3 separate regions of the Mus musculus genome follow, and all the other regions are linked to region 2. The links are chromatin loops, found by intact Hi-C in ENCODE. Cell type or tissue: left cerebral cortex. All regions are shown on one strand. Each heading gives the region's core, and the rest is flanking DNA. Links, peaks and the distances in the headings are about the cores only.

Region 1 (8,193 bases), core at 1,444-6,443, 370 kb before region 2:
CCTTCAATACCCTTCAATAGGTATTTCTTGTCCTACAGCTACTGACAATTCTATGGTTAACTCAATCACATCTACAATTACATGGAGTAAATATTATCGTTCATAAATACATACTGTATATTATATATAATATATATCTTTTGCATACTAGTAGCGTTTGTGACTTCTGAACAATATTCAGGCAATGGTGAAAGGGCTATAAATGTATATTAACTCATTCAATCCTTCCAGTCACCCTTTAACAGTTGTTACACCGATAGACTAATTAGTAGCTATTTTTACTGACCCCATTTTATAGGTGATGAAGGTGAGGCACTTAAGATTAAATAACTTGCTCAAAGCTAACAGCTAACAGTGACAGAGCCAGGACAAAAGCCAAGTGACTGTCTCCCTAAGACTATATTTGACCCACAATGAAACAACTTAGTCTTTTGAAAAGGAGGTAATTTTAGTGGGTTCAAATCCAGTCATATCAGATACCAGGCCCTGGGTTTCCTCCACAGCTGTGTGCTTGGGAAAGAACCTTAGATGGTAATAACATTTCTGAAAAGGTGTTTTCCTTTACTTCTGCTTCAATCCTTGCCATCAAAATTCATTCCCCATTCATTTTGAGCCCTCTGAGGAATTGGAGAAAAGTGAGAAAGCGAGACAAAATGCCTTTGTTTACTTATTTTTATTATATTTATAACTTCTTTGTATTTTTTAATTGACAACTTAATTCTTGAGCGCCTGCCACAGGGAGGCACCGTGCCAGACAGAGAGGGAAATGGGGTGGATGCTGCTTCGTTGCTACTACCATAAAAACCTGACTCTGAGAGTCAAAAGGATGCTCCTATTTTGGTCAAGTCGGGAGCAGATGGGTTTTTCTAGGTAATAATGGTCCAATTAGCAAGCCAGACTATCCAGATTTCACAGCAAACCTCTGCAATCAACTCCTGAACTACTTTCTAACACTCCATCTTGGCCTACCATTGTGTTAGCCAAATCACTAGAGTATTGGAATACTTACAAATACACTATGATGAGAAAGAAAAGAAAAACCTACAAGGTCTAAATTTCTAGTTTTCGAATTTGAGGCCTGCAGACTGGTTTCCCATTGCAACTATGAATTCTAGTACAATCTGCTTTCTTTTCACACATGTAATTTTCATCAGATGCTCTGTCATTTCCCATGTTGCTTTGCACAGTCACTTTGTCCCCACTTTCACTCTCCCAGGAGATTATTTTTTTAATCAATTGTAGAGGCAGCCAAAAATTAAGTGTCCTTGTGGAAGTGTTAATAGCAAAAAGCCTGCTCTAAGCAAACAGTCTGGGGCCTGGTTTCTTTTTGCTTCTTAGTCAGAGGTATGATGGGACACATAACTGAGGCAGACACCCAATTGTGTGCTACTTGTTTTAGGCATTCTTTGGAAGTCCACAGTCTTTTCTGTCTCCTTTCCAAATTACTTGTTCGCTGCTTTTAAAAGCAATACACGCCGCTTGTACAAAATCTGAAAAATAAGCTAATGTATCAAAGACAGCGAAAACCGTAAGCTCAGCCTAGCACTTGGAGCAAGGCACTGTCTTTGGAGCATTTCTTCTAGTGTGGATTTCTCTCCTAAGCATTTACCACATCAGTCTTGATATTTTTTTAGACAAGTTTTGCTTTGTAGCCTAGGATAGCCTAGAATTCTTATTTCTCCTGCTTCAACCACCCAAGTACTGGAATCACAACAACAGGCCATTAGTCTTCATTTTTTATGGCCAAATACAATACTATATAGACCTGCCATAATTTATATGCATTGCCCATTATTGAAACTATATCTAGTTTTTGTACTATAAATATCATAAGGTAAAAATGTGCGTATGTGTGTGTATATACTTCCTTCAGAAATTAAGTTTTATTAATTAACAAGAAATCCATGTAATAAAGTAAATTTATAATTTATTTTGTTTTGTGTTTGAGACAGGATTTCACAGCGTAACCCAGGTGCTCCTCTTGCCTCAGCCTTCTGAGTACTAAGACTGTAGACATGTGCATCTCAGAATCTTTAATTTAATACTGTTTTTGCAGTGCTGGGGATAGATCCTAGGACGCTGAATATGCTGAACATGCATTCTACTAATGAGCTACACCTATTAAATAATTTTCTATGTATCCTTGCAGATGATTCTTGTCTGGTTTTGTTGTTTTGAAATAGTGCCTCACACTATAGCCCAGGCCATGTGGTATAGCTCAGGCTGTCTTTGAAATCAGGACAATCCTCCTGCCTCATCCTCCAAAGTGCTGGGATTATAGAACTGTATTACTATGCCTGGCTTTCCTTTCAGACTTTTGTTGGTATTATGCATTTGTGGACATAAAAACATACATGAAAGTGGTATCTCACTATTAATAATTTAAAATCATAACAATAATAGTTACTACTCTACATTGAGCCCATATATGAAACAGTAACTTTCCCTACTTCATCCTTTCAACCACTACTTAGTGATTCGCAAATTTGATTGTACATTAAAATCATGAGGGTATGGGGGGCTTTAAAAATACTAATTAATTTCCACCCACTCCAAGAAAATCATTTTTTTAAAAAGATATCGTCTCACTATGTGGCCTTGACTGGCCTAGAAGTCACTAGTGTAGACCAGCTGGCTTTGAACTCATAGATATCTGCCTCTCAAATCTCAGGATTAAAGGCATATGACACAACACCTGGAGAGAATCAGATTAAATTGGTCTGAATTTATTTTATTTTATTTTATTTTATTTTATTTTATGTGTATGGCTATTTTGCCCACATGTTCACCTTTGTACCACCGTGCCCTCAGAAGCCAGAAAAGAGTGTCAAATTCCTACGGGGCTAGAGTTAAAGATGGCTGTGAGCCACCATGTGGGTGCTGGGAATCAACCTCAGGTCCTCTGGAAGATCAACCTGTGCTCTCAACTGCTGAGCCAGCCCCATCTCTCCAGCCCCAGTTTCAAGGTTTTTTTTTTTTAATCCACAATACTGATGAGCACAGGAGTTGGGAACTATTAGGCTAGCAACTATCTTATCATTTAATATATTAGCGAGGGTGGAGCTGAGAAATACTAATACACACAATGAACCAGACTTTTAACTATTAATCATTTGAAATCTGCTTTTCTCCTCATGTAACACTATATCATAAATCAATTTCTAAGCCAATAAGTAGGGCACTATCACTTTTAGAAACTACAGTATTCCACTGTATGACTGTAATAGAATACAAATGTCACCAATTTTCCAAACACTGAAAATGCTACAGTTAATATATTCATTCATATATCCTTGGAGCACCATCTTTAATTCTTTCCTTAGGATAAATTAATATGTATTAAACTACTCTCCAGGGGGAGGCAGGCAGATCTCTGAGTTTGAGCCCAGCCTGGCCCATAGAGCGAGTTCTAGAACAGCTGGGGCTACACAGAGAAACCCTGTCTCTAGAAGACACACACACACACACACACACACACACACACAGAGAGAGAGAGAGAGAGAGAGAGAGAGAGAAGAAAATAACTACCTACTCACCCACTCAAACTATAAACATTTTAAAAGTATTTCTCCGTTGACATTTTCAGGAGACGTGTGTGAGAACAGCTGCTTCCTCATATTTTTTACCAACTCTGAGTTCTGCCATTCTTTTTTTTTTAATCTTTGCAAAATTATACTGGAGAAAATTGTATGCTATTCTAATTCCCCTTTCTTTCACAACAACGGAGAGTACGCTTTTCGTGTTTACTGGTCACTTGAATTTCTCTGTTTATATGTTTCTCTGTGCAGATTTCCCTCCCAGTCACTGTGTGCCTTTCTAGCAAAATAGTCACGTGCTTTTTCTTCCTGTGTTAAATGCAATGGACTGCATGCAATTCTTCCTAGTTTTCTCATTAACTTTATTTGTGGTATGTGCAGAAGTTTTAAATTATTACATAATTAGTGATATTAATCTTTTTCTTTATTATGTCTACCTTTGCTATTAAGCATATAAATATCTACTTCGAGATTATGTCATTCCCTAGTTTTCAGTTCTTTCATCATTTCACTCTCATTTAATGTTGAATTACTTAGTGAAGCAGTTCTCAAACAAGATTAGACATCAGAATTGTTCACAAGGCTCCTTTAAATGCTGAAGTCTTAGGAATGAATTCCAATGGGGGGGGGCTGAGACCTGAGCAGAAATATGTTTTAAAGCACAGAAAATTTTGCTAGCCTCCCTCCTTTAGTACTAAAACTATTTTAATCCTTCTAAATGTATGTAGATATGTATTTTTTCAAAATTACTTCAGCAAGTTTGTTAAATAAACTATTTTACTAATTTGAAATGTTACCTTTATCCTAGTTGGTAAATTCCAGGAGCTCAGAGTCTGTAGCTGTTTTCCTAGACTACTGCATCTGCGGGGCCTAGTAGTATCCAGTATATAACTTGGGTTCAGTAAAGTTATAAATAATGAACTCGAGTCTCCTTTTAACTTCAAACTAACACGTCTCCTCTTTGGTGTTTTCTCAATCATTAGAGCAAACCCCCTGATGTTTTTAACACTGACTTTCAGTTATCAGAAATATGAATGCACCCTCTGCATATTGTGTTTAAAGTAGCCAGACTATGCATTATCACCCCATTGAGTGAGCTCAAAATAATACCGTTGGCCATGTCGAAGAGGTGCATGATTTCTGATCAGATGTTCCATTAAGAATTAGTCAACAATGATCCAAAAAAGGGGAAGGTTTGAGATTTTTAGCTCTTGAGATTTCCCAACTAATTGCCTCAAGAAATGAGTGCAAAAGCTTCCTTGAACTGAGGACAGATTCCCTCTTCCGTAAACCCATGAAAAGAACATAACAGAGAATCCCAAGACTGATTTCAAATCCTCTCATTCCGCTCAAGTAATACCTATCTGATCTTGGACATTCTGGACTCTACAATGGAGTTTCTTGTTTCCTAAGACTATCCTCAGATCTAAATCTCTACCTGAAGAGCCAAACAGACTATTATCTTGCTAGGCTTCCAGAGACAACCTGAAATGACATCTTCAGAATAAGGCTCCAGTCCCATCCAAACTAAAGTAAAACAATAGTACTATCAGGTGACAGCAGTAGTAGGAATAGCTATTACTAAATTATGAATACATTTACACACTAAATTACATTCTAAGTGTCTCATGATTAGATTATGGGTGTACAGTTGTATAGTATCAAGTTTAACTCAAACCATCTTCACAACCGTATATACTAAGTTCTATTCTCATGCTCATTTACAAAGGAGGTCAATGAATCACAGAGGGCTCAAATAAATTGCCCAAAGCCTCACAGCTCTCAAGCCATTAAGCCAATAGTTCGATCCAGATTCACGTGGCTAACTTTGGAACTATCATTTCCCCTTTAAAAGTTGCCCCCAAACAGCCACTAAACTGCAGTGATCCTAAATGCTAAATTATGTAGAACCCTTCCCTCTCAACAATCAAAAAAATGAGATTTCAGTCCATTTTAAAGTTAAGCAGATCATGTTGCAGAGCCTCAGCTCTTAAGAAATGTTGCTAAGAAAATATGACATTTCATTTATTAATAATTATTAATCATTAAACATGACAACACTATCAGAACAACTGGAGTGGAAAACTACAAACTCACACACATCACCAGAAACAAAAGCAGTCCCCACTTGCACACACTCTGGACTGGATACTTTTTCAAAAAATGCCTTTGAAACATCAACCTGACAGCCCAAAGGAATCAAAAGGAGCTAAGGAGGTCAAAAGTTTAGTACACCAGCAGCTAGCCTCCCCTCCAGCCACCTCTCATGTTTCCCATGTTGGAGAAGGGCACTGTAGCTTCCACACCCAAGCTGGCCGTCAGTCCAGGGTCAGCTCTTCAGGCCCGTCTTGCAGCATGCAGGAACTCACCATACGCTTTCCAAGCGCACTCCCCTTGCTTCTCTTCTCAGACCCTCACTACCTTTCCCCTAAACCTCTACTTGAGAAAGCATCTCAATGAGTGCAGCCTTCTCCTGTCTCCAGCACCCCCTCAGCTCAGCACTGCTGCCAAAGGGAATCTTTCTCAAACCAAATCTGTTTCTGTCACTTCCCTGTTTAGAATCTTTGTCTCCAGGAGAGAGTATAAAAAGCCTTCCTAGAACATACAAGGTTCTTTATTTTCTGGCCTCCGACTCCTTTCCTTGATTCATCTCACACCAGGCAAACAAAGCAAGCTGGAAGTTCCTGAACAGTGCCGCTCTGTCTGCCTCGAACGCGATTCTCTCACGTAGCCATATGGCCACCTCCTACTCAGTTTTAGAGCAACTCAAACCGCAAAGTTCGCCATGCTTTTTCTCTAGGCTTGCATCTCACTTTACACCTTCCCTATGGTAATACTCCCTGGGGCCCAGCTTATTCCTAAGTCTGCCTTTCCCAGATCAGGAGGAAGCCAAGCTTCTGCGCTTTCCTCCTGTCTCTAGTCTGCTTGGTGAAGGAAAAGAACGTCTTAGGATTTAACCGCGCGCGCGCGCACACACACACACACACACACACACACACACACACACGTGCACACACCACATGCCACAGATGAGGAGGTCAGAGGGCAATTTGTGAGAATCTGTTGTCTCCTTCCATCATATATGGATCTCAGGGACAGAACTCAAGTTGTCTGCCTTGGTGGCAAACACCTCTACCCACTGAGCCACCTCACTGTTTGTGAGAAATACCCATCAAATCCAGCATCCAAGCCAAATCTCCTTTCAAAACACATCTTTAAACTGACAATCCATGTATGTCAAAGCTGTTTGTTACATTTGGGTATGTGCATGTTTTAAATCACAAACCCAAGAGAACATTTTTAAAAGGCTCATGAACCTCACAGACAAATCTAGCTTCTGGCCATTCACAGATATTGAAGCTATCTTTTTTAAACTCTGTTTCGTGTAAGCAGTCCTGAACCTTTTGTGGGTCACAGACATAGTTCGGTAGTTTTTGTCAATCATTTCTTAAACCCGCATTTCTTCTGTAGTCATCATAAGATGCTAATGAAAATTCTGATCATCCTGGAGACTGATGTCCAACCTCACTAAAAATAACAACTTTGCATGAGATAGAAACTCGCAACAAGAGATATAATTTATCACCTAAAATATTGTTGAGCTTGGCTCTTGGGTACGTTATAACATGAAAATGAGCATCTTCCTTCTAGCGCCAATATAAATATACACATAAGATTCAATGAGCTATTCAATGCCACGCCCCGCTCCCGCCCCCGCCCCGCCCACAAAAGTCTTCATTGACAAGAGGAAGCTTGAGAGGCAGCAAAGTGTGTCTCCCCCGATTTCCAAGAATCTTACAAAATGAATTTGATTGAAACAAATGAAAACCACAAATAGGGGGGAAATGGATCATCCCCTCACAAATAATCCCCAGAAATACATATTTAATTGAAGGAAATTCTTCTCAATGCTTCCCACTAACATCCACTTGAGAATCATTTGAATATTCTAGCTTCTCTTAAATGAATGTGCACCACCCTGGTAAAGAAAGGGTTAAATTAAAGAAACAGCTGCCTGGCAGCTACTGGCACTGGGGGTGGGGTGGGGGTGGAAGACAGCAGGAGGAAAAACCAGTTAGAGGAATAAGTGTTAATTTCTTACCCTGCCACATGGCCATCTTGTACCTATCTTCTCCCACACTGGGGTCACAGGCTCAGAGCTTTCCAGTGCTCCCCCCCCCAAGTTTTGGAGGGGGACTTAAAGGAGGGTATAGATGGAGATGCAAGTGTGTGATTCTGCTTTCTGCAAGATTCTAAGGCCCCAAACCTGAAAATAAAACAGAAGAATAAAAATTGCAAGAGAACAATTTCAAATTCTTGAAACTGAGCCCCTGCCCCCGCAACCTCTCTTTCAAAGACAGCATACATAAGCAGCGTCAAGTTTCCCCCCTTCGCAGCAGTGAGGTATTGCTGGTGAGAGAGTGGAGCTCTACCATCAGTTAACACTGTCATTCACTACTGTAGGATCCTGTGTGAATCACTGGGGTTGGAGCTGTAAATGGGGCTGGACACTCATCCTGGGTTGAGTAAAGGGTTGGTTGAGGTGAATTGTGATAGCCTATCTTAAAGTTCCACACTCCGGTGCATGAATTCTTCCTCTGTCCATAAAGGTGCAGTGTTACATGAACACCTCAGTAGAAAACACAGAAGACTCTGT
Region 2 (8,193 bases), core at 985-5,984:
TAAAGGAGTGTGCTACCATTGCCTAGTCAGTCTGTTTTCTTATAGAATCTAGGATCACTGGCCCAAGGAAGACACCACCCCCAGTGGGCTGAGCCCTCCCCCCATCAATCACTAACAAAATGTCTTACAGCCGGATCTTATGGAAACATTTTCTCAGTTGAGGTTCCCTCCTTTCAGATAACTCCAGCCGTTTGTTAAGTTGACATAAGACTGGCCAGCATAGTATAGGAAGTACATGCCTATAATTGTAGCATTGGGGAGTCTAGGGCAGAGAGATCACCTTCAGTTTGAGGATAGCCTAGTGTACCTATCAAGTTCCCGCCAGCCTGGGCTACAGAAGATGCCCTGTCTAAAACTCAACAGAAGCAAAAGGTTAACACAGGACATAGCATTAAGTACCTGGGGTCGATGTTTCACAAGAGTAGCATGAGGCAAGCGACTGTCTGTGACTTCTATATCTGCAGAATCCAGACCACTAACACCTTAGATATGAAAGAGACAAAGAGGGACATCAAAAGATGTGACATGGAAACCAACTTAGGACTCCTGGGTTAACTTTTTAAATATTATTTATTTTATTTATTTTTGGTTTTTCGAGACTGGGTTTCTCTGTATAGCCCTGGATGTCCTGGAACTCACTTTGTTGACCAGGCTGGCCTTGAACACAGAAATCTGCCTGCCTCTGCCTCCCGAGTGCTGGGATTAAAGGCATGCACACCACGCCTGGCATATTCTTTTTTAAAAAAAGATTTATTATTATACATAAGTACACTGTAGCTGTCTTCAGATGCACCAGAAGAGGGCCTCAAATCTCATTGCAGGTGGTTGTAAGCCACCATGTGGTTGCTGGGATTTGAACTCAGGACCTTCAGAAGAACAGTCAGTGCCCTTACCCGCTGAGCCATCTCGCCAGCCCCTTAAATATTCTTTTAATTTTTGTGTATGGGTGTTTTGCTGACATGTATGTCTGTGTGCCACATGTGTACCTGATGTCAGATGCTCTGGAACTGGAATGACATTGTGATTGTGAGCTACCATGTGTGTGTGCTGGGAATTGAACCTGGTTCTTCCATATGAGCAGCCAGTACTCTTAACCATGAAACAATCTCTCTCTAGCCCCACCAGCTAACATTTCAACCTCACCTATTTGCCCACTTGTGCAACTCACACAGATTTGCCCACCATTAGACTATTTAGGGACCACACTACCATTCTCCTTCTCTAGCAATCTTTAAGGCTGACCCTACAGAAATAGCTGTCCTGGCTCCTTCTTAGGTAATCCTTTGCCATCCATGTGATCAGTCCTCCATATCTTCCTTCCAGATGCTAAGAACACATAGGCAGCTGGGCGTTGGTGGCACACACCTTTAATCCCAGCACTCGGGAGGCAGAGGCAGGCAGATTTCTGAGTTCGAAGCCAGCCTGGTCTACAGAGTGAGTTCCAGGACAGCCAGGACTACACAGAGAAACCCTGTCTCGAAAAAATCAAAAAAAAAAAAAAAAGAAAGAAAGAAAGAAAGGAAGAAAGGAAGGAAGGAAGAAAGGAAGAACACATAGGCTGTATGCGTTAAGCAACACCCTAAGTGTGATTGTAGCTTATTGGTAATGGGAGTTCCCAGCATGTGCCACATCCTGAGTTTGGTCCCAGTACCCCAAGAGTTAAATAAATACAATATTTTTTTTAAAGCAAGGCCTTCTAGGAAAGTTGCCATTTCAAGATTTTTATTTCCTGAGAATCTAGATCACAACCTCTAATTAGCCTGCAAAATTCACTTCATTTCTCACATGTGAACCAACAGCAGAAGACTAACCCCAGCATTCTAGAAGCTAAGGCAGGAGTATTGGCTCAAATTTGAGACCAACGTGGTCTTCATCATGAGACTTTGTCTCATGAAACAAAACAAGGAACTAGAGAGAGAGCTCAGTAGTTAAGAGTTCCTATTATTCCTGCTAAAGACCAGAGTTCAATTCCCAGCACACATGTGAAGACTCACAACTGCCTGAAACTGGTAAATCTGATAAACTCACATGTATATACCTACCAACACAAACACACTTGAAAATAAATAAGTCAGATGTGGTGGCGCACGCCTTTAATCTCAGCACTCAGAAGGCAGAGGCAGGTGGATCTTTGAGTTCTAGGCCAGCCTGGGTTACATAGTAAGTTCTTGGACAGTCAGGACTACATAGAGAGACCCAGTCTCTAAAATAAAATTAAGGGGTGGAGCAGGAAAAAATTAAATAAAAATGATATCTTTCAACATACACATTCACACAAAACCAAGCAAACAAAAATTTGCCTCTAATGTATTCAGAGCTTCCACACTTTGGCATTTCAGACTCACCATTTTTTAAAGATGTCTTTATTCATGCATTTATTTTATGTATATGAGTGCACTGTAGCTGTCTTGAGACACACCAGAAGAGGGCATGGGATCCCATTAAAGAGAGTTGTGAGCCACCGTGTGGTTGCTTGGGAACAGAACTCAGGACCTCTGGAAGAGCAGCGTTCTTACCACTGAGCCATCTCTCCAGCCCTCAGACTCACCTTTTTACAAAGAAATCATTTCCTCTAAGGAAATGACATTTCCTCTCCTCTTTGGAAATGACATTTGGTACAGTTTCACGTATGTATAAAATGTATTGAAATCAATCTTACATCTGTTATGCACTTTTTTTGTTTGTTTGCTTTTCGAGACAGGGTTTCTGTTGTAACCCTGGCTGTCCTGGAACTTGCTCTGTAGACCAGGCTGGCCTCGAACTCACAGAGATCCATCCACCTGCATCTACCTCTCTTGGGTGCTGGGATTAAAGTACTACTGCTCAGCCCCATTATGTACTCTTAATCTGCTCCCAGTCCTGTTAACTATTCTTCCCAATTAGGCCCCCTCCTACACCTAGGTTTGTTTGTGTATGTGTTGCCGGTAGTTACAGCTACCAAGTGTTCAAGATTGCGAATGCCAAGTCAGAGCCCCGCTGACCTTAATAACTATCCAGTCCAGCACTTTCCACAAATGTCCTGAAACTCATCTATCGCAATAAACCTAAAGGAATAAACTCTAGTTCACACGGTCTCGCTGCCTCTGAACCCTCCGGGTGGAATCACACTCTCTAACAGTCCCAGGGCTAGCTAGAAGCCCAGCCCCTCCTGCCCCGCCCTACCAAGTCCTTGTACCTACCCTCCGTGTGGCGCAGGCGCAATGTGGCGCCCGCTTTTCGTACTAGCGCTGTCAAGTCCGCGGCGGCTCGTGCCGCCAGGGGGCGCGCATCCAGCCGCTCCAGGAGCTGCCGAGCTCGGGGACTCCTGGACCCTTGTAAGCCACCTCCTGCAGAGGAGAAGGAGACAAGTCGTCTTGGACTCAGAGCGCTGGAGTCCCGACGTGAGTGATTTCTAAGTCCAAGACCTAGAAATGCCCCTCCAGGTATCCGGAGATCCCCGGTCACTTGTTCAGGGCTGCCCGACAGTCCCCTCCTCTCCTAGGACCCCTGACCGCCGCAAGTGTATACATTGCCCGCTGCCTTACCCCATAAAATCCCCGAAGGTAGCCATTTGACAGCAATAGACCTGAACACCTCTGAGCACTCAACAGATTTATTTGTTTGGAGGTCACCATACTGTCCCCTAGTAACACTAAATGTCAAACTTCTTTCGCCATGTGTCCAGGGACCCTGCTTCTCCCACATAAACTCCTCCCTGCAAACAACCCTGAATCCCCCAATTTCACCTTCAGTACACTGGTCAATCCCTGCTACTCCCAAGAGTTCCCTTAAAGGCCCAGTGTCCCCTCCGAGTGCAAGCATCCCCAGATCCCCACCTCCTCAGATCCCCAGCCCACCCACCTAATTCCCTACACACCCTGCCTGCCTAGGACCAGCAGATGCCTCCAGGCTTTCTTCCTAGACTCATGACATAGGTCTCCTGAATCTGATGTGCTCCCCCCACCTCTCTCTCTCCCTCCCCCCCCCTCTCTCTCTCTCTCTCTCTCACACACACACACACACACACACACACACACACACACACACACACACACACAGCCTGGAGACTATAGGTAGGGGACCTAAAACAAGGTTTTCATCGCTGGGCCCCTGGCTATTGCCAGGACTGCCTGGGCACCAACGCTGATGTTTACCACTTGTGGGGTGGAAATGATTAGAAGTCCACAAGCAAGGAGTGGGTGGCCTGGGTCGGCTCCTTCCCTTTCTCTCTTTTCCACCCAAGCCAGTACCTCTTCTGCCCCCTCTAGGGTCTGCCGTGTTCCCAGCGCGAGAGTCCATGGCCTGTGGTGAACCTGGTGGACTCAGGGCAGCCCGATGATTAGTTTTTAGCGCAGGGGCGCGCTCACCTGGCTCCTAGCCCAGGCCTGGACGCTGCTGTTGTCTGGCCAGTCCCAGGCCTGGCGCCCGGACCAGGAGGTGACCTACCTGGCCGCAGGCAAGGAGGCCTGGTTGCGGGAGCTGTAAAGTCAGAGTCTAGCCTTGCTTTGCCCCAAGTACATCTGCTTCTCTTAACTGGAGACTGGTTAAAACTGAAAAGCCGGAGTTAAACAAGATATGCAGGAAATGGAATTCAAGTAGCCGGCTGGACATGGACAATGGTACACTATCTTTAGAAAGCAACTTGGCAGGATTTTAAAAATTAAACAATAAACAATCAGAAAGAAAACAAATTAAATATACACATGTGATCTACCCATTCCATTCCGGAGTACTTATCTAAAAGCATGCAGAGTGTTCATAAAGACTTGAGTATGAGTGTTTATGAACCATAGACACTTGGGCAACCATAAACATACAATTGATTCCCTCTTGTTCTGGAGACTGGAAAATGAAAGATCAAGATGTTGGCCAATTTGGTCCTGGGTGTGTCTTTCCTTCTTGGATTGCAGGTAACTGCTTTCTAGCTGTCCTCCTTACACTGGGTTGACAGAGAGAGAGAGAGAGAGAGAGAGAGAGAGAGAGAGAGAGAGAGAGAGAGAGAGAGAAAGAAGAAGAAGAAGAAGAGGAGGAGGAGGAGGAAGAGGAGGAGGAAGGGGGCTGGTGAGATGGCACCAACTGCTCTTCCAAAGGTCCTGAGTTCAAATCCCAGCAACCACATGGTGGCTCACAACCATCTGTAACAAAAATCTGATGCCCTCTTCTGGAGTGTCTGAAGACAGCTACAGTGTACACACATATAAGAAAGAAAGAAACAAACAAACAAAAACAAAAAGTTCTCTGCCTCTATGGAATCTGACTCCCTCTTCTGACCTCCAGAGATACATGCATACATACACATGGCAGACACACACACACACACACAAGAAGAAGAAGGAGGAGAAGGAGGGGAGGGGAAGGAGGAGAGGGAGAGAGAGGGAAAGGAGAGAGAACTTTTCTCTTCTTATATAACCATTTAACTTTATATTCCGGGCTGGTGAGATGGCTCAGTGGGTAAGAGCACCCGACTGCTCTTCCAAAGGTCCAGAGTTCAAATCCCAGCAACCACATGGTGGCTCACAACCATCCGTAACAAGATCTGACTCCCTCTTCTGGAGTGTCTGAAGACAGCTACAGTGTACTTACATATAATCAATAAATAAATCTTTAAAAAAAAAAAAAAAAAACCTTATATTCCTCCTAAGACCCTATCTGCAGTCACTTGGGAGTTAGAGCCTTAATAAGGAGGGAAAGGGCTTGTAACTCAGTTCACAGCATTTGTTGACAGCCTCAAACTGGAGACAACCCAAAAGTCCATCAGTAGATAAGTGCACAAACTGCTGTATTGATGCAGTGGGTTGGATATAGTGATATACACCTATTGTTGCAGCACTCAGGCAGCTGAGGCAGGAGGATTTGGGATTGGAGACCAGCTTGGGTAACTCAGTGAGACTCTTTGCCTCAAGAACTTTAAAGCATAAAACATATTTTTTTAAAATGTTAGTCGAGCATAGTGGAACATACCTTTAATCTCAGCACTGGGAAGGCAGAAGCAGGCAGATCTCTGTGAGTTCAAGGTCAGCCTTGACTACACAGAGAGCTCCTGGCCAGCCAAAGCTACATGGTGAGACCCCCCCCCCATCTCAAACAACAACCAAAGCTTAAATGTTGGGTGTAGTGGCACAGTCCTGAATCTCAGCTACTTGGGAAGCTGAGACAGGATCAGAAATTCAGAGTTATTTGGCTACACAACTTGGCTACAAAATTTGGTACACACTCAGAAGACAGCAAGGGCCAATGGAGACGTTATCAAAAGATGTGGTTGAGGTTAGAAGTTGTAGCAGAGAGCAGAGTGTTTGTCTAGCATAAACAAGGCACTGAGTACTACCTAGTTCTCTCTCTCTCTCTCTTTCTCTCTCTCTCTCTCACACACACACACACACACACACACACACACACACACACACACACAACTTAGAGATATAAAAGGATGAATAATTTGAACTCAAAATGATTATGGTATGGACTGGAGGTATAGGTCAGTAGTATAGAGTACACAAGTAGCTTGAGGTCCTGGGTTCTATACCCAGCACTGTAAAAAAAGAAAGTCACCAAAAATAACTATAGTATATAAAAGAATCCAGACAAACCTCTGTAAAGAGGGCATGCTGTATGACTTTACTTAGATAATCATCTAGTAAAATACATACTACTGATGTGCAATGTCAAATCATGGGCCTGAGGTTGCCTTGAGAAGGGTCCAGGGTGAGGAAGGAAGAATGAGGAAGAGCTAATAGAAAACACTTGATGGGATGGCTATGTTCAGTATCTTCATTACAATGATAGCTTCGTGGTTATTAGTATACTATATTCAAACCCTATCAAGCGTATGAAACCAATTGCCTATAATCCACAACACTTGGGAGGCTGAAGCAGGAGAATCATGATTTCAAGACCAGCCTGTGATACAGAGAGAGAATTTATCTCAGAAAATAGTGTTTGGGGCTGGAAAGATGGCTTAATCGCTAATTGTTCTTCTAGAGGACCCAGATTTGATACCGAGCCCCCACATGGTGGCTCACAACCATCTAACTCCAGCTCCAGGGTATCTCACACCCTCTCCTGGCCTCTTTCAGCACCAGGCATGCATGCAGTGCACATATATACATGCAGACAAAATATCCATACACATAACAATTTTTTTGAGACAGGGTTTCTCTATGTAGCCCTAACTGTCCTGGAACTCACTCTGTAGACCAGGCTGGCCTCAAACTCAGAAATCTGCCTGCCTCTGCCTCCCAAGTGCTGGGATTAAAGGCGTGCACCACCACTGGCCGGCAATTGTTAATTTTTTTTTAATTAAATCGTGAATGAGGAAAGGAATTGTGGTGGCTTTAATATCAGCACTCAGAAAGCAGAAACAGGAGGATCTCTGTGAGTTTGAAGCCAGTCTGGTCTACATAATGTGTTCTAGGACAGCCAGGGCTACATAGAGAGACCCCCATAAATAAATAAATAAATAAATAAATAAATAAATAAATAGTGACCTGATGGTTAACTGTGTAAAGGTATTTGCTGCCACCAAGCCTGATGACCTGGTTCCAATCTCCAGGACCCACACGTTAGGAGGGAATCATCTGCAGGTTATCCGCTGACCTCCACATGCATGTGTGCCTAGCATTCTCACACCTCCCCCTCAATTTATTAAATAATTTTATTTTAAAAAAAGAATTAAAGTGAAGCTCCTTGCAGGGGTCAGTGGGTAAAGGTTGGTCTCTGGGACACAGGTAAATGTGGCAGGAGAGATGTGCCATGCAGGCAATTTACAAGCTATATTCCTAATTCTCTTGGCAGGCTTACCACACACATCCTCACCATCTCCACTTCTTAAAGGGGTACAGCTCTAGAGAACGCACTGGCTGGGGTTCCACTCTGTCTGTATCCCATTGAACTTTTCCTGGGGAGACAAATGAACATCTATTCACCCCCACTAGTGACAAACCAAAGAAACTATTCTATTCTGGCTTGGTAAATCAATGAGTTTGGTTTAGATTGCTTTAAAGCTTAATTTAATGTAATGCATGTGGGTACTTTAATTGCACGTACCTCTGTGCACTATGTACATGCCTAGTGTTTACAGAGGCCAGAAAAGGAGGCATCATCCTTCAGGAACTGGAGTTGCAGATGATCCCATCATGTGAGTGATGGGAATTGAACCTGGTCCTCTGAAAACATACCAAATGTTCTTAGCCAGTGAGCCATCTCCAGTCCCTAATC
Region 3 (8,193 bases), core at 1,852-6,851, 360 kb before region 2:
GCTAAAGCTTTCTTTCCATTACTTGGAAAGGAGCTGGAGCGCGGGGCTCCAACCTCTGGAAGCAGCAGCTTAAGCGCATTGGGCGGCAAAGGGCGAAAACGCACACCAACTTCTTCGCCCAGACCGTCTGGACTGCACTTCGCTAAGAAGCCCTAGAAACCTGTGGCGGGTCCAAAGCAGGAGCAAGCCGAACCTGGCCTCGGCTGCGCTTTCCCAGCGAACGCCGCCCCAGCCCTGTCCTCTGGAGAAGCGACGCGGGCAGCCAAGCTCCCCGCTTTCAAAGCTGGGTGGGCTTGGCGCCGCTTGGCAAGGAAACTTCGATCGGCAGCCTGGGGACCCTGCTCCCCAGAACAGGGCTGGGCTGCCGAGGAGATGCCGCCCCGCTCTGGCAGGAACCAGGCTGTCCACCACCTCCTTCAGTGGCGGCCGGGCAGAGGGAACGCCAGCTCCGGGGACCGCGGTGGCAGGCGAGCGTTCTTCCCTGCTCGCCGTACCGGGGGGCTCCTCGGGTGGGCCGGCGGCCGGTGAGCCGGGAAGGACCTGTTGGGGAAGGGAAGCCCATTTGCCTTTACCTGTCACCGAGGTCCGGCGCGGCGGAGCCCGTGTCCACCGGCGGTGGGCAGCGCGCTCAGTCGGCTCTGGCGTTCCACACGGCGAGTAGAGCTAGCGCCCCACGTAGCCGGCAGAGCTTCATTCACACAGCCCAGCCGGGAGGAGGGGGAGCGGAGCGGGAGCGAGGCTCATGTGACAGGCGCCTTGGAGTATTAGCTCTGCCAAGACGGCGTCTGCGCATGCGCGCCACGGAGGGCCCGCTCCAGGCACCTCGGGCCGGCCAGGGGGGAAAGCGCCACCGAGAAGCAGCAGCTGGGAGGAGCTTCGGCATGCGCAACCGCAATAGGGTAGTCGGGCTTGCAGCCATATTTAATGAGGACTGGGCGGATCCAACCCAAATGCGGGGCGTGTCAGTTGCATTTGGGGGAAAAAAAAAGCAATGCTCCCTTCGGTTTCATTGTTTGCAGATTGCCTACCTTGGTTTTGCTTTTGTCTTTAGAACAAACTGTTTATCCTGAGTATCTTGCCCACAGCGGACATCAGACCACAAATTTAAGCCTCCCTTATGCCAGGCATTGTTCTGGCTAATATACTTTATTCGTTTCATTTAATGCTCACAAGAACTCATGAAGAGTGTGTCATTATCCGTTTTCCCTCATAAAAATACAGAGGCTCAGAAAGGTTACATAGCTTTTCCAATCTCACACTGTAGTAGCAATAAGAATAGTGATCAAATACAGTAGTGCTTGCAGGGGCCAATTTAATCCAACACAGGGAAATCTATACTGCAGTTACTTATAGGTATTATTGCCAATTTAATCATTGTCAAGCGAAAACTCAAGGTGACATATACTTCTAATCCCGATTCTTTGAGGTTGAAGGCAGGAGAATCGATGCGAGGTCATCCTAGGCTATATTGTAAGTTTGAAGGCAGGATGCTGTCTCAAAAACAGACAAACAAAACACAAAATAAAGCTCAGATTCCAACTGAGGTCTCTCTGTCTCCAAAGCCATTCCGAATAATTAGAAGAACTATCCTATCCTTGTGAGGAATGAACAGGTTATACAAATGGAGTGCAGCTATTAATTTATTGCAAGAACTAAGATTGGAATCCACATCATCAACACAAGTAATCTACCTAGAAGCCAAGTATTCAAATTCAAAATCCACTGTAGTAAATAGTATTTTTTTTTCTTGCAACAGGGACTCACTATTTAGCCTTGGATGCCTGAAACTCACCATGTAAACTAAACTGGCCTTGGGATCACAGATACTCAGCTGCTTCTGCCTCCCAAGCGCTGGGATTGTAGACCTGTGCCACACCCGTAGACTTTTTTTTTCTTTGAGAAGTTTATACAAGTATACAATAAACTATAATCTTATACGCTTCCATTTGCTCCCTCCAATTCTCCCCAAGAAATCCATATTTCCCCCAACACCTCCCCTCATAATTTCAAATTTCTTGTGTTAGTAACCCAATAAATCCAGTTAGTGCTGCCCATATTTGCAAGAGTGTGGGACCATTCGACAGACCAGGAAAAACCTACCAGAGGTCACACCCTCAAAGAAGAGCAATTCTCTCTCCCCAGGTGGGAAGCTATCAACTACCAATGGAATCTCAGTAAGAAATAGAGTCTGGATATCACCTCTCCCATCTCTGTAGGAATGTTGGTGGCTTGGTCTTGTTCAGGAGTCAGTGACCTTGTGGACAAAGGACAGTCTTTTACAGCACTCCTGTGCATCCTCCAGCTCCTGCATTCTTTCAATCTCCTCTTCTAAGATGGCCCTTAGGCCTAATTGGGGGTGGGGGTAGGGTTGAGAATTCTGTCATTTAGACTTCGGGCTGAGCACTCAGTCTCTTCTCAGAACTTTGGCCAGTTGTGAGTTTCTGTGTTTCATGGCAAAAAGAAGCTCCTCAGACCAAAGTTGAGAACAGCCCAGATCTATAGCTATAGACACTAATATTTGGAAGGCAATCATTTAGCTAAATTAAAATAGCAGGTTCTACCCAAGGAGTGACCCAGACATGGAGTTACAGTATCAGGCATAAAATTCTCTCCTGTGATAAAGGTTTCAATCAGAAAGTGGCCATCAACATGCCACTATTACACCAGTAGGCACATCTTGCCTGGCAGATCAGCAATGTTAACACAAGGGAGCAAAATTCAGTAAGGCCATGTATGCTCAGTGAATTTTGAATGCCTACTTTGGATAAGTTAAGGGTTTGGAAATATAAAACCTGTATCTGAGCCCAAGCCATGCAAAGCTTCCAGAGATAAAGCTATAATCAAACACAATGAAGTTTTGGGCTTATTTTAATACAAAACCTAACAGGAAAAAAAATGGTCATCTCACAGAGAAAAAAGATAGGGTCATGGGAGAAGACTAAACGTTAGATGAATTTCAAAAGAAGCCATGCTTCCATAAGCTCAAACCCTGATCATCACTGTGTGGATCTGGACTGTGGAGTGAATCCAGAGCTCTGCATTCTTGGGAACCCTGGAGTAGATATGAAATGTTGGATCCAGGTAGGCCTTTATCTAAAGCTCTATACCTGAGCCCCAAATCAAAGCTGCTTCTGTGTGCCAGCTTCGTTTATGCCCTCCACACACATGGGGTGATTTAGTGATGACAATACTAGTGGGTGATAACAAGTGGCAGGCAGCAAGATGCTGCTAGCTTATGACTGAAAAGGACAAAGGGGGTTTTTTAAACCACCATGGTCACCTACACTCCAGCCTATTACTACATACCACACTACAGTATCGAAGCATAGAGGTTGTGTGTGGTGTGAATGGAAAGGAACCGAGGCTAAATTAGAAGGACTGGGAATGCTGGACAGATATTCCTACTTGATTCAGAAACAAATGGGGGAAGAATTGAGGAAGTTTGCTTTGATGTGTGATGTGCGAGCACACACCACACACACACACATGATTTGTGCATGGTAAATATGCACTTTACTAATATGCCCAATAGTGAAAACGTTTGAACAAGGCAATCCTTTTGTTAGGACTCTTCCTTAAGAACTGAAATCAGGTGTGTTTTTGGTTTGGTTTGGTTTGGTTTGGTTTGGTTTGGTTTGGTTTTGGTTTTGGTTTGGTTTTGGTTTTGTTTTTTTGAGAAGTTTCTCTTTTCTGTCTTTTTTGTCCTGCTCAACACTTCAGGAGAGAAAAACAAGAGCTCACTTGTGCATTGATGAGGAAGCACCCACCCCAATCCCCGAGGAACTACAATACAAGTAACGGTCAAAAGAGTCTCCTCTGATAAAGGGGCATGAAAAAGGGCAGGCTGACTGGAAGCAAGTTTATCCCTCCAAGACAAGAGCCTTTGCTTCATCTGTAGGATTATTTGAGAGGCTTAGAGTCTCATAGAGTATGACGTGGCTGCAATACATAAATATAGCCACGTGGTGTCGCCACTGACCGCCAACAGCTTGGAGGGCTCCAATATTTAAACACACCCAATTCACACACACACACACACACACACACACACACACACACACACACACACACACACACACACATTTCATTTCATCTTTTGTGAGTTAAAAAAAGAAAAAAGTCGTGACAGCAGGCTCTAAAGTCAGACTGCATAGGCTCAAAACAACCCAGCCGTAGAGACGTATTAGTTGTTGTTGTTCCTTCTTCTTTTTCTTCTTCTTCTTTTTTTTTTTTTTTTTGAGTTACCAGGTTTCTTATATAATGTTTAAGTGTATCAATAAACACTTAACAATCAGCACTTAACAAATGTTACCTAGTACTAATGATAATGATGGTGGTAGCGGCGGTGATGGTGGTAGTGAGGAAGACTCCTTGATTAAGGTCTTTAGATTTAAGGGGAAATATTTGTAGGGAGATGATGTAAATGTCTATTTTTCTAAGCGAAGAAATTAAATTGTGGTGCTGATAAAGCAAAGTTAATGGTTTCTTTAAAAGCTACAAATTGTGGTGACTCATTCCTGTAACCCCACTCCTCTGCCGACTAAAGCAGGGCGATCTTGAGTTCCAGGCCAGTGTGGACTATATAATAAACTATGAGTTTGATTCTGCTTAAATGGACACACTACCTAAGTGTCTTCTGAACTCATCAGGGTCCGCACACTCAGGAACTCAAACCACTGTGGCTGCCTGCAGACATAAGACCCACAAAATCAAGCTATTCAACATTTCAACATGGACCCCGAAGGGGTCCCCAAGTATGTGCTCACCCCTGACCAACGTGCCATGGCAAGCTGATGGTTTCTGAAGAGGAGAGAGTCAAGTTTTCTTTAAGAGCATAGCTCATGGTAGGTCCAGCACACTCCACTCGATGGCTGCGCACCTGAGAGTTTATGAGCAGCAAACACTGGACTCAATTGTTTATTGCTTTAAAAAGGAAAAAGGACACAAAGTTGAGGGGAGGTAGGGAGATGGAGTGGAGAAGGAAGGGAGTAGAGAAAGGAGTAGGGGGAGGTGCATACAATCAAAACAAATTATATGAAATGTTGAAAGAGTTGACAACCATTTGTTAAAAGTCAATTATACGTAAGTGATATGATGAAATCGTCTACATAATGAAAAAGCACTCATGTCACAAAAGCACATCACTGTGCTCTCTGAACCATCATGGCTACAAGCACTTCTTTCACCTTCAAATTAACACTGCAAGTAAAGGCCCAAAGAGATAGCTGTGTGGCCATGAAAGGGAAAGCCTGAATGCTTCTGGTATTGTTTGTATTTATCATATATTTCACTATTGTGCTATCTCCCAATGCCACTTTTGTCTTTATTTTTGTGATGCTAAGGGTTAAACTTTGCTAAGCATGCTCTGTACCAGCTGGGACATTAATTTCAAAGCCAAACATCTAGAGTGCTCAAGAAATGTCAAGGTTAGTTTCAGAAAAATGAAGCAGAATAAAAGGCAATGAACAGATTTCCCTAGCTCCCTCCCAGCTTCTTAAACTGTTGGTCACTACTTTATATGGGGGTCACAGAGCTGAATGTGAGGGTCAGGAAAAACAACAACAATAACAACAACTTGGCAACAGTAAAGGATTTCTGAATATGCAACAAACAAAAATTAATTCAAGAGGAAACAAATAATGAGTTACGGGTATCTAGCAATAATGGCTTGTGTTGCACTACATGTTTTTACCGTGGCCTTGGTTAACAACACCTTGTTAACTACACATGCGATCATGCTATACAATGCTGCAAACGTGTGGGCTCAGACTTAAGAGATGTATTTATCCTATGAATCTCTCTCCCTCTCCCTCTCCCTCTCCCTCTCCCTCTCCCTCTCCCTCTCCCTCTCCCCTCTCTCTCTCCCTCTCACCCCTCTCTCTCTCCCTCTCTCTCTTTCTCTCTCTCTCTCTCTCTGTCTCTCTGTGTGTGTGTGTGTGTGAGAGAGAGAGAGAGAGAGAGAGAGAGAGAGAGAGAGAGAGTAGACAAAGCTTTCTGCTCTTACAAAAAAATAATTTGAGTTCTAGGGCCATGGGTGTAGTTCAATGTGTAGAGTCTGTGACTGGCACAGAAACCTGGGCTTGCTGCTAATTGTTCAGGTAAGGGAGAAAAAAAAGTGGGAAGGTGGTCAGATACAATCTTGCCTGACAATATGGGGACTAAGTAGCATGGTAGAAACAGTGAGCTAGGAAAACAGAAGTTGGGACCAAGGTTAGAAACCTCCAAGCCTCCCCAATCCTGCCCAGCCATGTTAAGATTTTTTTCCTGTTTCATCCACGGCTTGGGAAGCTTGGGAGGCGTGAGAGCAGCTAGGAAAACAACAACAAGATGTGCTTTCTTTCCTGAAATGACTGCAAGATCTATTCTGCCTACTGAGTTACAAAGTGAGGACAAAGGGAGAAAGAAAAACAACTCTGCAGAGAAGATTTTCGCAAGCTAGGCAAGCGATAATGGAAGCTTGGAGCAAGACGATTGCAGTCCGATGATAAGAAGTAGCCAGAGCCTGCATTTTCATCCAAGGCTGCCCTATCAGGATTTGCTGATGGATTGGATGTGAGATAGTACGAAAAAAAAAAAAAAACAAGAATGGCCAAGGTTTGTGTCCTAAGTAACTGGGAGTTGCAAAAACCAAGTGGATTCAGGGAAGGAGGAGGTCAGACTTTGGTTTTCTTTAACCGTTTGTCACCCACCATGAAATGGGTAAAAGAGCAAGGAGAGAACAGGAAAGAGTGGGGCCATAAAACATTCCAGGAGAAACTCAAATTCTAAAAGAAAAGTCAACCAATACTATGGTCCACATGGCACAGATGTTGAAACGATAATTCAAAGGATTTTGAACTGCTCTATGGGAAAAAAATGCTTCAAACTGATATCACAAATAGGCTCAAATGAATAAAAGTGGAAATTCTTAGCAAATGAATAAATTATCTAAAGGAGAAAAACAAAATGGTAGGAAGGTGGAGAAGAATATGTAAGAAGTTAGGAGAGAAAGGGTGAATATAATCAAAATACACTGAATGAAAATTTAAGAGCATTTTTTTACTCTTGCCAAGAACTAGTGTTTGATCCCAGCATCCACATGGAAGCTAGCAACCCTCTATAACTCCAGTTCAGGGGATATGCTGCCCTCTTCTGGACTCCGTGTGCACTGCACACATATGATACATAGATATACATGCATTCAAAACATTTATACACATAAAAAATTTTAAGTTAGCTAGGTTATTTTATTGTAGAATTTCATTTGTATCGCATTTTATTTCTTTAATGTTATAGTTTTAGTGTGTGTGTGTGTGTGTGTGTGTGTGTACATGCATGCATGCAGGACAGGACATGTAAGCACATATCATAGCAAGGGTATGAATATCAGAGGACAACTTTGTGGAGTCACATCCCTCTTTCTACCTTTACATGGATTCCAGGAAACAAACTCAAGGGGTCACACTTTCTCAGTAAGCTGTTGACCCATCTCACTGGCCTATGCAACATTTTCTAAATCAGAAAATTACAGAGATGGAGAAGAGGTTCATTCTTACCAGGAGTTAGGAATGGACAGTGGGAGAGAAGGGATGTGGCTCTAACTGGGTAGAGAAGGATGATGGGTTTTGGCTCACTTGTGTCTTAGTTATCATCAGCCTACACCAATCTACATATGTGATGCAGTGGCGTAGAACCATGAATATGCATTATTATCTATGTTGATTTCTCAGATTTGACACCACTGTATAGCCAGCAATGTGTAACTGCTAGAAAGGCCTAAGTGAAATTTACAAAAGGCTTCTTTGTGTTATTTTTGCAACTTTCCATGGATTTATGTAATTCAAAATAAATGGGTACCAAAAAAATGGAAAGAGCAGAGTTACAGATATTGAATATTTTAGCAATGGATAATTTTAGCAAGTAATCTTGCTGTAATGGGGGGGGGCAAAAAATGTGGGATGAATGAGAGCTAAAGCATACTGACTCAAAATATTTTTTAAAAAATGCTTTTAATGGGGGAGACAATAACATGATTGTAGCTAATAGGGAAGAACCTGAAGAAAGCAAGAGAAGAGAAAATTGCCAGGAGGCAATGTCATGAAAAGTGGAGGGGCTACCTCTCCTCAAGCAGTACTGGGGGTGGGGGGGGCATATATGCACTGATTTAAGTGTGTGAGGAGATTCGGTAACCCGAATTTGCGAGCTTTGTTTTCT

Evidence for each region. A loop is a pair of places that touch in the nucleus more often than their neighbours do. Peaks named below come from ENCODE experiments on the same cell type or tissue, not always from the same donor. Only the 100,000 strongest peaks of a DNase experiment are listed, where the experiment ranks them.
Region 1: it touches region 2 in a loop (3-fold over the local background); 3 of 42 quality-filtered maps call a loop at or near these places.
Region 3: a loop joins it to region 2, with 2.8 times the contacts of the local background. A loop is called at or near these places in 3 of 42 quality-filtered maps.

The regions. Positions count from the first base shown.
Region 1 is chrX:7,309,021-7,317,213 of GRCm38, forward strand. It overlaps Clcn5 (chloride channel, voltage-sensitive 5), which reads right to left. Exons shown (of 14, transcript NM_001243762.1): 2 at 7,639-7,803. The coding sequence starts at 7,654. Among named protein-coding and RNA genes, the nearest start is that of Clcn5, 6.2 kb to the right of the region's middle. In left cerebral cortex, for the core only: no CTCF peak of the experiment used is centred there; DNase peaks (open chromatin) are centred at 3,574 and 6,254.
Region 2 is chrX:7,676,721-7,684,913 of GRCm38, forward strand. Magix (MAGI family member, X-linked) reads right to left here and starts at 4,369. Exons shown (of 6, transcript NM_018832.2): 1 at 4,230-4,369; 2 at 3,180-3,326; 3 at 400-482. The coding sequence starts at 4,278. In left cerebral cortex, for the core only: CTCF peaks have their summits at 2,448 (motif pointing right) and 3,256 (motif pointing right); DNase peaks (open chromatin) are centred at 2,464 and 3,233; H3K4me3 peaks cover 662 bases.
Region 3 is chrX:7,318,534-7,326,726 of GRCm38, forward strand. Clcn5 (chloride channel, voltage-sensitive 5) reads right to left here and starts at 825. Exons shown (of 14, transcript NM_001243762.1): 1 at 573-825. In left cerebral cortex, for the core only: a CTCF peak has its summit at 3,927; a DNase peak (open chromatin) is centred at 3,958.